Linked DNA regions of Homo sapiens: region 1 is linked to region 2. The links are chromatin contacts, found by Hi-C or POLR2A ChIA-PET in ENCODE. All regions are on one chromosome and are shown on one strand. Each heading gives the region's core, a stretch centred on a gene start or an enhancer-like site at or near the end of the contact. The rest is flanking DNA. Distances are from core to core; before and after follow the strand shown.

Region 1 (6,740 bases), core at 2,812-5,311, 150 kb before region 2:
CAGAAGAATTTCCTTTTCACTCCTGTACCCAATTTAATTCCACAAATATTTCATGACCACTTTTTTCTCATGCCAGTCATTGTTCTTGTTTGATCCTAGTAATACTCACAATAACCCTATGAAGTTGTTTTTTGTTTGACCCATTTTACAGAAGAGAAAACAGAGCCTCCACATAGCTAAGTAGTTTGTCCAAGATTACATACATAGTAAGTGGAAAAACCAGAATTTTTTACAGATCTGCAAGATCTATCTGCTTAGAGCAAAAAAGAGTGATACTCACACAGTGACAAATGCTGAGATAGAACTCAGGGCACCAGTTGCCATGTTGGAATAGCCAGGAGGAGCTAGGAAAGTGGTCTTGTTTAAAACCCAAGGCTGCTATTGATCTGGCCTCTGCCAACTTCTCTGACCTCATCTTTCAAAAAATACATGCCTACCCACCCAAGACATGCTGAATCACATCATGCGATCTCCGTTTCTGTGCTTTTTCCCTCTATCTCAGCCAACTGCCTCCCCCATGCAACTGTGAACTTCCAGATGCCTGGCTAACTTCTATTCTTACTTTGAGACCCAACCTTGGATTCGTTTCTCATGAAAAGTCTTTCTGACCCACCCCAAGCTGTGCTGCATCATATCCTGTACATACCTGTATCATGGTACTCACCAAACTTAGGTCTTACTCCCTCTCCCTCTCCCCTATGACCAATCACCAATAAACTGTGAGCCCTTCAAGGTAGAGTCATGGTTAGTTTTCCTCTGTAACCCCTAGGACCCAGGAGAGTTCCTGGCTCATAGTGTGTTCTTAGCCATGGTTTCTTGAATAACTAATTGAAATCTTTGGGATGAGCTCTTGTAGACAGATACCCTCTCTGACTAGATTTAAATTTTCTTTCTGCCCAAATAGATTAAAAGGTGCGACATTTTCTTGTTCTCTTTCAAACTGAGGAATCTGAATTCTAAACCAAGGAGTGCAAGCCTGTGAAATTTGAGCTTCAGACAATAAAGCTACTTTTCCACTTTGTACATGACAACTCACAGTCATCAGTTCTCCATAAGGCAAACCTCACCAAAGATGATAATCCAAAGGAGGAAACCAAGGACCTCACTTTAAATGCACAGCAGGAGCACCCTCCCATTCTACCGGAAGAACTGACCTTCTTAGGTGCTTCCCCACATCCAGGGATCTGCAGTCAAGGCCACCTTTAGGTTAAAAAGCACAAGATGGTCATTTCTTCAGCTATTAAACAAAATAATAACTTGACTTCTGGCTCAATGCCAGCTCAGTGAAAATAAGCCAACTGCAAGAAGAGGAACTTTCTGGACTCTGTGGCAACTCTTAGAGCAAAGTTTTAGCACAGCTACTTTTTGCCTTCTCCTCCAAGAGAGAAAGCTGTGAGGTCAGGTCCAGGATGACAATACCCAACAACCCCCAAAAGACTCTTGGTTTTAATCCTTGCCAATTTCCCTCCAAGCCCTGGCACAACTTGAGCTGAAAACACACATGCTATTTTCATTTAAGCGAGAATGCTGAACCACTGGGTATTTTTTTCCTGGGTTTTCTGTTAACTCTGTCTACAAAATGTGGTTTTAAGAAATATTACTCCTGGTCATTTATCTAACAGACCATACTGTGATCTGTAAGCTCCATCTTTCTTGCAGCTTTCACATTCTATTAAAATGGGATCTTTTACCAGGAAATTTACTCAGACGGGGGAGTTCATTTGAGGTTAAAACTGTAAAGTGGCCAATTATCTCTCAGTCATTGGTTGCATATGATCTTTACCCCAAGCTTTGGAAATAAAGACAACATTTAGCAAACGTTCTGCTCCAAAGCTAATGTTTTGGAAAGAATAACAGCATGTTGGGAATAAATTACATGGTCTTTAGTGCATTTTAGTGTTATTGCCTGTTAACACACACCGTGGTGTGCCAACTTATAAGAGAACTCCAGTCTTCTAGGGAATCGATTTCTGATTTGTTGAGCTGATGGCGTCCGTGTTATATCATTGAACAGACAAGTAGTACAGGGGGCCATGTCTGTGGGACCTCACCTAGGGGAAGCTATGACTCATAGGCTGTCTTTTCATTCTGATACTGTCCAGACCATTAACACGCCATGGGTAATGGCATATGAGGTCTTTCATCTAGGACTATCCAGTTACCCACTCATGAGCTATATTGATCCTAAAAGAGTCATTTAATATACCTAAATCAAGTAACTAATATAGCCTTGCTAAAAGGCCTACTAGGTACCAGGTTTTTGGCCAGGCTCTGTAGAAGAATAGTAGGATGCTTAAAGAGAGCCTTGATTCCATTTGTATGAAATATCCAGAATATTTCATAGAGAAATATCCAGACAATTTCATAGAGTCAAAAATTACATTAGTGGTTTCCTAGACCTGGGAAGACAGGAGGATTGGAGAATGTTGGCTAAAACATTTGGGATTTCTTTGGGGGTGATCATGAAAATGTTATAAAATTGATTAAGATGATGGCTGCCCAAGTCTGTGAATATAATAAAAGCCATTGAAGCATATACTTTAAATGGGTGAATCGTATGTGAGATATGTGAATGATATCTCAATAAAGCTGTTAAAAAATTAAAGAAGAAGAACCTTGTCCTCATGAAGAGAGGAAATGTTAGTAATTTCAGGTAGACAGCACTAAGGACTAGAGACAGGTACCACGAAATGCCAAGGGAAATCCAAAACTGTGTAACTTCCATTAGACTTTGTAGGATTTCCTTTCTTTGGGGACTGTTTCACTCTGTCTTTGGTTTCAAAAGATGAGAGGTCTTGTTTAGGTCTCTGAGGGTAGGAGCAGAAAGACAGCTCCTAATAACTGAATAAATAAAAAACTCATGATAAGACAGCAAAAGATGTCCTGGGAGTAGGAACATCAGACTTGAACCTGTTGGCAGGTTCCCGATGCAAGCCAACCTCAAACCTCTCTTATAGCTGGTTGCAAGCAAGGTGTTTTATTTAAAGGGGAAAGGAGTCAGGGATTTTTTTCCTTTAGACTAACAAGAAGCTGCCTGTTACTGTACCTTCTCCAGTCTAAAGACAATTTTACCGAAGAGCACCATCCCCACACCTACTCAATCTCCCACATTCCAGGGACAAAGGTATCTAGGATCAGAGCAGCCCACGAAATAAATAAGCAACAATTAGCCCTGTGGTAACTTGTAAGCCAAAATGTTACTCCATGCACAAACAGCTCAGGTGTGCACTGTTGTTCAGGCCACACCTGCTGCCATAGAAATTCTTTAGGCAGATAAATTGTATTTCAGGCTTAAGTGATCTATCTTTTAGCGGAGTGGGCTTGATTAATTTTAAAAGATGTATTTCCACATTTACCTTTGCTGAACTCCCTCTCTACTATCATTTTTTGGATTATTTCCCCAAATTTCCAATATTTAGCCAAAAGCAAAATTATCAAGTGTATTTACTATAAATAATTCCCAATAATTTCAAATATAATCATGCTTTTTAAACTCTTAAACTAATTTAAATATCTTAAATATTATAGTAAATTGCTTTTGTGCATAACATTGAACTTCCAAGCAGCAATGCACATAAGCATTTTAGAGAAGTTTACAAAGAGATTATTCTACTGGGCTGTAGACCTGAATTCCAGGCTTAGTTTACTCAGTAAGTGTGGGCCTCTTTTCTTCCTGAGGATCTGCCACAATTTTTCACTGTTCTTGGTTTCTGAGTTTCTCAAAGCTGAAACAGAGGCTGAGCTGAGGGTTCAGTAAAAAAGATGGTAGAGCATGCATCAGAGAGCCCCAAACTCCGCTTGTCTTCTAGAGTTGTCTATGACACAATCCTGTCCCCTGGATGACAGTTCTGCTAGTTCCACACAGGAGTACTTTGAAGCTTATGGGTCAAAGTAAACTGAGTGGTGTTGTGTCTGTCTTGCCCCTGTGAGCCCCATTTCCCTGGGACATGCAGAGAGAGCATTCCTTTCTCCAGTGTTCACCACCACCTGCCTTCCATGACAGTGCAAGCATTGGCTTCGGGAAGCTGCCAACTTTCTAGTGTGGTTCTTGAACCCTTGACCTTCCAGGCAAACGCAATGATGCTACCAGCTGAGCGACACAGACCTATTTCCTGCGTCAATGACTAAACAAATCCAAAGGTATGTGAAGCATTTCTTTCCCCCCGACCTTGTTCAGCCTTGGCACAGCTGCTGGCACAGCCAGAGGTGCCTGGCCCCAGGAGCAGCTGCTCAGTGTCTGCCAAGCCTCCGGAGGGCAGAGCTGTTTGTCAGCTGGTTAGTGCATTTTTTCACCTTGGTTCTCCTAAAATTGAAAATAACTAGAATACAACTCATTTTAGTGAACACTTTTGATCTTTTTTTCTTCTGTTTCTCCTCTTATCTAATCCTCATCTATTTTGTTATTAATGGGAACCATTAACACATGACAGGGTAGACAAATGTGCATGTCCCTTCATTTTCAAACCTCCTCCTTCCTCTAGAATGGATATGAATAAGCTCACACTCTAGAATGGAGATTAAAATATCAGAGTGTCAGCAAAATTAAGAAAGGAAAGAAGCAATAGGCTTTGTAATCGACGCATTGAATTCTCTTTTGAAACAATTTTTCTTTTTTTTTTTTTTGACACAGGGTCTTCCTTCCTCTGTCACCCAGGCTGGAGTGCAGTGACACGATCTCTCAATCTCTCATAACTGCAGCCTTGACTTCCCAGGCTCAAGTGATCCTCCCACCTCAGCCACTTGAGTAGCTGGAACCACAGGCATGTGCCACTATGGCCGGCTATGTTTTTATTTTTAGTAAAAACAAGGTCTCACTATATTGTCCAGGCTGGTCTTGAACTCCTGGGCTCAAGAGATCCTCTGGCCTCAGCCTCCCAAAGTTCTAGGATTACAGGCGTGAGCCACCATGCCCAGCAAGGAATATTTTTAAGGAATATGGGACAACATGGAAAAATGCTCACTCTATTGTCTGATTACAGTTACATAAGAATAGATGATGCACGAGCAAAGACTATGCTGTATTCTACAAGTGGAATGTGAATATTTTCTTTATTAAACTTCTGGCCAGGCACGGTGGCTCACAGCTGTAATCCCAGCACCTTGGGAGGCCAAGGCAGGCAAATCACCTGAGATCAGGAGTTCGAGACAAGCCTGGCCAACATGATGAAACCCTGTCTCTACTGAAAACACAAAAATTAGCTGTCTCTACTGAAACACAAAAAAACCTGTCTCTACTGAAAACACAAAAATGTTGGTGCACACCTGTAATCCCAACTACTCGGGAGGCTGAAGCAGGAGAATCACTTGAACATGGGAGGCAGAGGTTGCAGTGAGCCGAGATCGCACCACCGCAGCACCCCAGCCTGGATAACAGAGCAAGGTGCTGTCTCAAAATAAATAAATAAATAACGTACTTCTTTTAATGTCATTATAATATTGTTTAAATAGCATTTTTTAAATAAGAGAGGAAAGGAAAACAGTGTAACAAATCACAAGCACACACAAAACTGCCCTGCTCATTTTTAATTTGGTGTGTTGATTACTGGATATAAAACGAAACCTCATTCTACTCTTCTTTTCATTCTTGCTCTCCCTTTGCAAGGCACAACCCAACCCCTTTGGTACCAAGAAGTGAGGAACTGAGTTCAGTTCTGTTCTCAATCACTCTGGGAGCAGCTCCCATTTCCAGGATTCACCGTGACTGCCCACTCTCCCCGTGGGGAGGAGTGATAACTCTCATGACTGCGGAAAGGCACATCACTGATTATCTTCCAGAAGGGGTGACTGAGAACTTTTTCTAACTAAAGGATCCTTCTCATCTCTGAGTGACAGGGCTGTGAATTCCCAAAGCCTTGGCAAAGCACCCGAATTTTCTTTCCAGCTTACTCCCAATAAGATGGGGTGAAAAGGACTAAATGACACAGATTTAGCCTGGACATCCTGGCTCCAAGCCAGGTGAGGCTCCATCTCAACAAATCCATCATCTTCCTCAGAGTCTGTGAGTGTAACGTTCCTAAGTCAGCCTTGCAACATGGAGGTTAACGTTGAAAATGGTGACTTTGGCTGAATGGGCTCCACTGGAAATGTTGACAGTCTGATTAATTTTTTCAAATCATTGACCTCACACTTTCTCTTGGTGCTTTCTTTGAAGATATGGGGCAGGTGAGGAATCTAATCTGGCACTCCCACATTGCATGTTTTCATACAGCTGTTGTAGCAAGCCTTGGCAACAGAATGTCTGGGCTTAAAACTTGGCACATCATTTGCTAACCTGCTTAACGTCTCTAAGCATCATTTTCCTTCTTTGTACCATGGGGGAAATACTAGTGCCTACTACCTCTTATGGGTGTTGTGAGGGTAAAATGAAGTGATGCCTGTAAGGTATTCCCATAGTGCTTGGCACACAGTGCAGACTTAAGAAATGTTGGTAGTGATGTTTGTAATTATTATTATTATCATCTCTATTATATTACCCCTCCATTCTTTACTTTATTCACCTCAAAGTGAACTAGAAGCACCTTGATATGGAGATGAGGGCAGGAAACCTGGAATCAGATCTCTTTAGTTCTACTCACTGAATGGCCTTTGGCAAGTTACTTTCACATCTGAATCTACTTCCACATCTGTAAAATACAGATCACAACACCCACCTCAGAGCGCTACCAGGAAGATTCAATGTAATAAAATACAGGAAAATGCTTGATACATACTGAGTGCTCAGTAAATAATGGTTGAATCAG
Region 2 (7,008 bases), core at 1,894-4,393:
GACATAGACTAATACATAATGGGGTAAATGTCCCATTTGCCTTTAAAGATCAAGGACAAGGATATTTATTTAGTCATAGTTCTGGAAGGTAGAGGATAAAAGCCAAATTGTTGAAAACCTGGGCTCCTTCTGACATACTCTTTTGATTCCATGTCTTGGAATGCACTCTTGGCTTTTTTAACAACCCCTCAAATTGCTTCTCTTTCTTGATGCACCCACACTGCTAGTGTGTCAACAAAAGATTACAAATTCCTCCTCAAGAGAGCATCAGGGTCAGGCTCAGGCAATAAGGAACCACTTAGACCCAGATGACTAAGGCAAAAATTAGGCACACACAAAGGCAGTATAAAATCCTTAAGGTAAAAGTAAAAAATAAGATAGCCAGAACAGTCCTACTTGAGACTGTTGGAAATGATGTAACACATCATGAGTCCTTTCTTGCTGACCTTGATTCTTTTGGTATTATTATTATCAATACCCGGATTGATGTCATGTTCAACTGTCAATGAGTTAGCTGCAAAATAATTGGCATGCATCAGACTGGGGGATACTTCAGTGTTCCTGAGATGAATTGAGAGAGTGAACAGGAAATAATCTTTGAAGACCAGGAAAAAGCATCAAAGATAGGTAAGCCTGGAATGTCCTTAGGAAGGGGCCTTCCTAATCCTTCTGCCTTAAGAAGAATATCACATTGACACTCGGGCCTGGGAGGAAACTGAGGCCACATGAGGGAGAGGTGAGAGAGGAAAGAACTGCTATTTTTTTAATGTTATCTTCCTCTGAAGCGCTTATACATACATTGATTCAAGTTTGATTTTCACAAGCACCTGAGGTAGGTACTACCTCCATTTTTACAGATGGGAAAGTAGGCAAAATATAGGTAAAATCCATTATCTGAGATTACGCATTTGGTAACTGCTGTACCTGGAACCCAGACACCTCAATCCCATCCTTCTTTACTTATCCAAAGTCTCCCTCCCTAATGGAAAACTGGGGACCTGCCTAGGCTGAGAGTTTCTTAGAGAGGAAGCCACCTTGTGGGAGTTCTTTACTTGAAGTCGTACATGACACTCAGGTCAAGTAGACAGAAACAGCAGAGAATAAAGGTGGAAACAAAGATCAGATATGGGCGCCACAGCCAGTCTCTAGACCTGAGAAGGGTCAGGCACAGAGACAGAAACCAGAGTAAACACAGGGGCTGGAGAAGCAAACTGAGGAGTATGGGGACCATGGGTGAAGGGAAGGAAGGAGGGTGTTCTTGGGTGGATTTTTGGGAAGATGCTTTGGCCAAAGTGGGCTTTCATATGACCCTCAGCATTATGTGAGGCAAGGTCATCCGTGTTTAAAATTCCAGAGTTTGGTTCTTCTTGTTTGTTTTTGATAATTTACTCATTTCATTGAATTCCCACCCTTTTCAGGGTCACGCAAAGATATAAGTTCTCAGGGGTGAGGTTCCAAGGGACTTTATCACTACCCTAGCAGCTTGCCTAATAGTATGCAGGATCAGATATCGAGCAGTAACTATTCAGCTATAGATACCAGCTTCCTGTGTTTGGAAAAGGTAAGGAAATTGTTCATTCATTCTACAAATACTTGCGGAGGATGCAAAAATGGAACAGGGCCATCATGGACGTTCAGATAAAATGCTGGGGGAGTTGAGAGGAGGAAGCTGGCATTTGAGCTGGGACTAAAATCCACCCTAGCTCTCGTATGTGTGTGCAAGTGCATGCTTTCAATGCCTTCTTATAGGAATGACGTTTGCACTAATCCCACTGTATTACAATTATCCAGTTACTTTTCTGCCTCTCTCGATCAAACTGAAAACTCTTAAAGGGCAAGGACTGAAGCTTGTTCATCATAGACCATATACTACTAGTAGTAATAGTATACATGTGGAAAATCTTTACTCAATTTTAATTGATTTTAAATTAATCATCAGACCTAGAGTTTGGAAAACTTGACTCCAATGACAAAAGCCAGTCCTAGGATTTGCAATGCATAATCCTATGCTTTCTCTATGAAATGGCAGGGCTTCTGATGTTACCCTCCTGAGCAGAGTCTACAGCATGGTTTTCTTGAATTTCCCACAGAATCAAAAACAGTGCCACAGACATGGGAAAACTCGACAAATATTTTATCAGAACAATCAAGTGATTTGACTTACAGCAAAACACAAATTAGTGTGACTTCAGAAAATATTTTCATCATATCTTGGTCATATTTTTTCATCATATATAATCCCTAGCAAAGAAACAGAGGACATGCAGACCATATGACATGAGGTTTCACATTAGCTTGATTTGACAAAGATGCAAATAATGCACAGACCATCTGTACATGAGAACCAGATGTCTCATTTGCATTTGGATTTTTCCAGTAGAAATGAATGTGGAGGCTTTGAGAAATGCATTAAATTTATTTTAATTGACATAGACTTAGAATGTTGAGACAAATTATTTTCCAGGCATCAAATGCAAAGGTCAGTGTGTGCACTTGAAGGGATAAAAATAACAATGAAAGAAGGGCAAGGCAGCTGAGGTCGGCACTAGAAGCATCTGGAGGATATGGAAACTATAAGGAGGCAGATATTGGAGGCACAGATAAACACCCAACTTTAACTAATATTGCTTGAGACCATCTCATATACCAGTTGTTGTAAAAGCAACTTCTGTATTCATTATTTCATTTAATTATCATAACATCCATATGGAGAAACTCATGAAACCCCGCTCTGCAGATTAAAAAATAAAAAGACATAGAGACTCAAAGAGGTTAAGCTGACTTGCCCATGCAGCCACAACTTTCAAATCTCTGCATCAGCAATCAAACCTATGACTTGTCGCTTACTGACCAATGCTCTAAAGCAGACAAGGCAGGGAGGAACAGGCAGGTTCCCTGGTGTCAAAAGCTAGCTTGTCACTTACTGACCAGTGCTCTAAAGCAGACAAGGCAGTGAGGAACAGGCAGGTTCCCTGGTGTCAAAAGCGAGACTCCAGATTCACAGAGTCAGCAAGACCAGCCTAACTAACAAGAAGCACCAAGGTGGAGTTTGTTAAAAGGTCTACCTAAGAGAGTAGTCCAGGAATCACAGGTATCAAGTCCTTGAGGCCTTTAGGTAAAACCTGAACCTTGAACCCTGGCAGGGCAGAGATACCGTGGCTGTAAAGTGTGGATGTACTTTTATCCTCTGGAGTCCTGGTCATTTTTGTTCAGTACAAATGGTGAGTCAGAGATTTTGAAACAGCAAAGAAGAGCCAAGCTCTAAGGAAAACTCAAATGGTCTATTTTATCCTGTTCTGTTTCCAGTTTTAGAATGAATACACTTCAGCTAGCTCAGCATTTGAGCCCCCTTGAGCAGAAAGAGTTAATCCATTTGGAATTTCGTGGGAAGCTGGGTTGGTTAGGCTGTGGGGGAAAAAAAAAAACCACCAGCATTTAGCTCATTGAAACAGAGAAGGGGCCTGTGGGTCACTGTTGTTCAGCACCAAGACTAGGAAATGGTTTATTGTACAACATTCAATAAGCATTTTCTCTGAAGGAAGTGGGCTGTAAATGTGTCAAATGACAGTTATGGATTGGTCTCTGGGGAGAGGAGATGTGTTGAATTGCTTTACTTGATAAATTGACTTAGGAATTAAATGAAAACTTCTACTCTGAATCACATGGACCTAGTGCAGTTCTTAATTCTATTCCAGTAATGCTCTATTGAGAATGGTATTCCTTAATATTTGTGTGGTTCTTTATGAATTTTCCAAGGTATGTTTATACTTATCATTCCTGAATTTCTTGTTGCTTGTGTTGAATTGAACCAAATTTGGCCTGAGAATGACTCTATACTTTGATTCCTTATGTAACAACTGCAACCTAACTTAGTACAGAAACTAACTGAAAGCCGACTTTAGGAGTATACTTTTGTAACAAATAGCTGAGTCTTGGCCCATCACAGCAGCTAAGCTCCAATCCATCACTGATCAGACCTTATTCAAATAGGGCAAACACCAAGCTATAACCAATCAAGCTGTTTCTATGCCTCACTTCCATTTTCATAAATGCTGTCCGCCCATGTTGTAAAGGGGAACTCTCTGAACCTCTTCTGGCTCTGAGGTTTGCCCAATTTGTGAATAGTTCTTTGCTCAGTTAAATTCTGCTGAATTTAATTTGCCTCAAGTTTTTATTTGAATACATGGGAAGAGCAAAGCATTATTATTCCCTCTCCCTTTAAAACAAATTTTTTTAGAGATGGCGTTTGCTCTGTTGCCCAAGCTGTTGTGCAGTGGCGTGATCATAGTTCATCGTAACCTTGAATTTCTGGGTGTAAGTGATCCTCCTACCTCACCCTCACAAGTATCTGGGACTATAGGCTCATGCCACCGTGCCCCTCTCCCTTTCATTTTAGATGAAAGAGCAGTGGTACAGGCCAGGCGCAGTGGCTCACGCCTGTAATCCCAGCACTGTGGGAGGCCAAGGAGGGTGGATTGCCTGAGGTCAGGAGTTCGAGACCAGCCTGGCCAACATGGTGAGACCCTGTTTCTATTAAAAATACAAAAATTAGCCAGGTATGGTGGTGCATGCCTGTAGTCCCAGCCACTCAGGAGGCTGAGGCAAGAGAATCGCCTGAACCGGGGAGGTGGAGGTTGTAGTGAGCCGAGATCATGCCACTGCACTCCAGCTTGGGCAACAGAAGTGAGAATCCATCTCAAAGGAAGAAAAAAAGCAGTGCTACAGATAGAAGAATGAATTATCAACATGACCAGCGTGAGGCTGCTATGGATAGTAATAATAAGAAGAAGAATAACAAATAATTTGTTGAACACCTCATACTCAGTGCCAAGCATTGGGCTAAGCACCCGATAAATACTATCTCATTTAATTGTCATCTCAGTTCTATGATATAGGTACAATTATGATCTCCATTTGAATAAGAGAAAAAAACTGAGGTTTACAATGGTAAACATTTACCTCTACAAAGGTTTACTCAAGCAGGCCCCACAAGCAAGAAATGACAGAGCTGGGATTTGAGACCCTGCAGTCTAGTTTCGGACTCATACTTCGAACCAGTGTGCTCTAGCTTCCCTTTCCCTCTCTCCTCCTGCTCCTATTTAGCCCCCTCTCTACTGTGTCCCACCTGGTAGTTTAGCAAGCATCACCTGATTCCAAGAAAGTTGGGTAACATAGAGCTATTGAGCATAAATGATAATGGGTGTAAAGTTCAAGACATGGGAGTTAGCACATTGTAAGTGCTCAAAACAATTGCTAACCAGTATGTAAATGTATGGAAAACAATGTTACTTTTCTTAGCATCAGGATTCCTTTTAGGGAGAGGATTCTAAGTCACTGGAAAGAAACTTTGATCATTGGTTTAAGGGTTAGAGGACTATGTCCAACTGGCAATTAAGCGACCCTACTTCATTCTATGGAAGATGGCTCCACTTACTTTTGGGGCTTTATTTGCTGAAAGGGGTGTGCAAGTTTTCAGTGAACTTAATTCCTTCAGATCATAGGACAGAAATTGAGGGAAAGGAGAATCTAAGTACCACTGGGAAGAGAGAATTTGGAGAGAAGGGAGCAGAAATATCTAAAAGGGGATTTCTATTAAATATTTTGCTGTGTCGCATGGAAAATAGACTCTGTCCTGCATCTCCTACAAATCTACAATGTAGTCCTCAATGCTCATTGATGATCTGTGGAAGGTATGTTCTTTCTGAAGAAGTGAAGTTTCCTAGTTTGAGGAAGGTGCAGGAAGTAAGAGGTTACAATTTTATTGTGTAAAGTGCTGAGAAGTGCTTGGTACAAGATCAAGCATGGAGCAGGCATTGAAGAAAACCAAAATTACTCTCTCTATTATCATTATAACCAATGGTACCTTGATTTCTAACAGAATAATAGGAGACACAACAAAAGAGCGGAAACACTGGTTCTGCTGTTCGTTAATCAATTCATTATTCAATCATAAGACTGAGGCAAACGCTGCTGCCCCTAGGGATGAGAAAGACCAAGAAGCAGATGTTGGTTCTTACTTGATGTTTGAAGCATATTGTAACTCATGATAAAACCTGAAGAACAAATTCGATGACATCTTACTGTTTACTGCTTCCCTAATTAAGCTTTGATACCTTACGGCAGAGTTTGTCTGCAATTATATTTCAATTTTAAACATATATATGTATACATTACAGCATACATATACATAAGATGTGTATGTTACAGCACTGAATAGTGACATATATCCATACGTATATGTATATCTACATGTATACATACACACACACATACACACACACACACATATGTATATGTCATCTAATGGCTGGTCAAACAGCATGGAAGAATGAGCACCCTTACCAGCCAGTGAGAGTATTTGTTGTTGTTTCTTTTTAATCTTATCCTCATATAGTACTTATTATGAGTCAGGTATGCTTTATCTGTATTAATCTATTTAATCCTCAAAATAACTCTATGAGGTAGATGCTATTATCCTCCCCACTTTACTCATGAGAAAACTGAAGCACAGAAAGATTAAAAATTTGCCCAAGGTTACACAGTTGGCCAACAGACAGAGGAGCCTGTTAACAGGAAGTCTCTGTTCTTGAGGGATGTTCTGGGAGTGCCACCAAAATGCCAAGAAGAAGTATTAAGCAGGATGACAAAATTCATACGTTTTTCCCAGCGTCAAGGCATCTCCCAGGAAATGGCTGAGGAAGGAGAGGATAAAGATAGGCAGACAATTGTGGGTTGAGTGAAAATCCTTTTGCAATGGCCAGCATAAGCCTTACTGTAGCCTCAGAGGAGGGGCCAACAATCCAAAGTACAGTAGCTAAAAGAAAAACAATTGTCAGAGGCATGTCACGACTTCAAGGAATTTGAAGAAAAAAAAATGAGGGCATGCAGGTGCAGGACGTCTGGAACACCAATTCAAAGGTACTATGCTAGAACCACCGGGAACAAATGCTGATTCGGTTTTCACTGTCATTTCCAGGAACCCATTCCCCAGACCCCAAAGGGACACAT

What was found. Hi-C counts contacts between places; a loop is a spot of excess contacts on that map. ChIA-PET counts read pairs that join two places held with the same protein, here RNA polymerase II (POLR2A). Pooled maps may share reads with other maps.
Region 1: a map of ovary shows a loop between it and region 2 (8-fold over the local background). The contact joins two enhancer-like sites. A Hi-C loop is called at or near these places in 1 of 168 maps with a recorded cell type or tissue (ovary) and 4 of 50 pooled maps. POLR2A ChIA-PET finds 5 or more read pairs at or near these places in 1 of 52 experiments (activated CD4-positive, alpha-beta T cell).

The regions. Positions count from the first base shown.
Region 1 is chr17:55,811,937-55,818,676 of GRCh38, reverse strand. It overlaps a transcript of PCTP not described here. Among named protein-coding and RNA genes, the nearest start is that of PCTP, 64 kb to the right of the region's middle. Within about 2 kb of position 4,061, at least 3 of the 41 ENCODE cell types and tissues checked have a DNase peak (open chromatin) inside an H3K27ac peak, as active enhancers do.
Region 2 is chr17:55,656,871-55,663,878 of GRCh38, reverse strand. No RefSeq gene overlaps it. Among named protein-coding and RNA genes, the nearest start is that of TMEM100, 62 kb to the left of the region's middle. Within about 2 kb of position 3,143, at least 3 of the 41 ENCODE cell types and tissues checked have a DNase peak (open chromatin) inside an H3K27ac peak, as active enhancers do.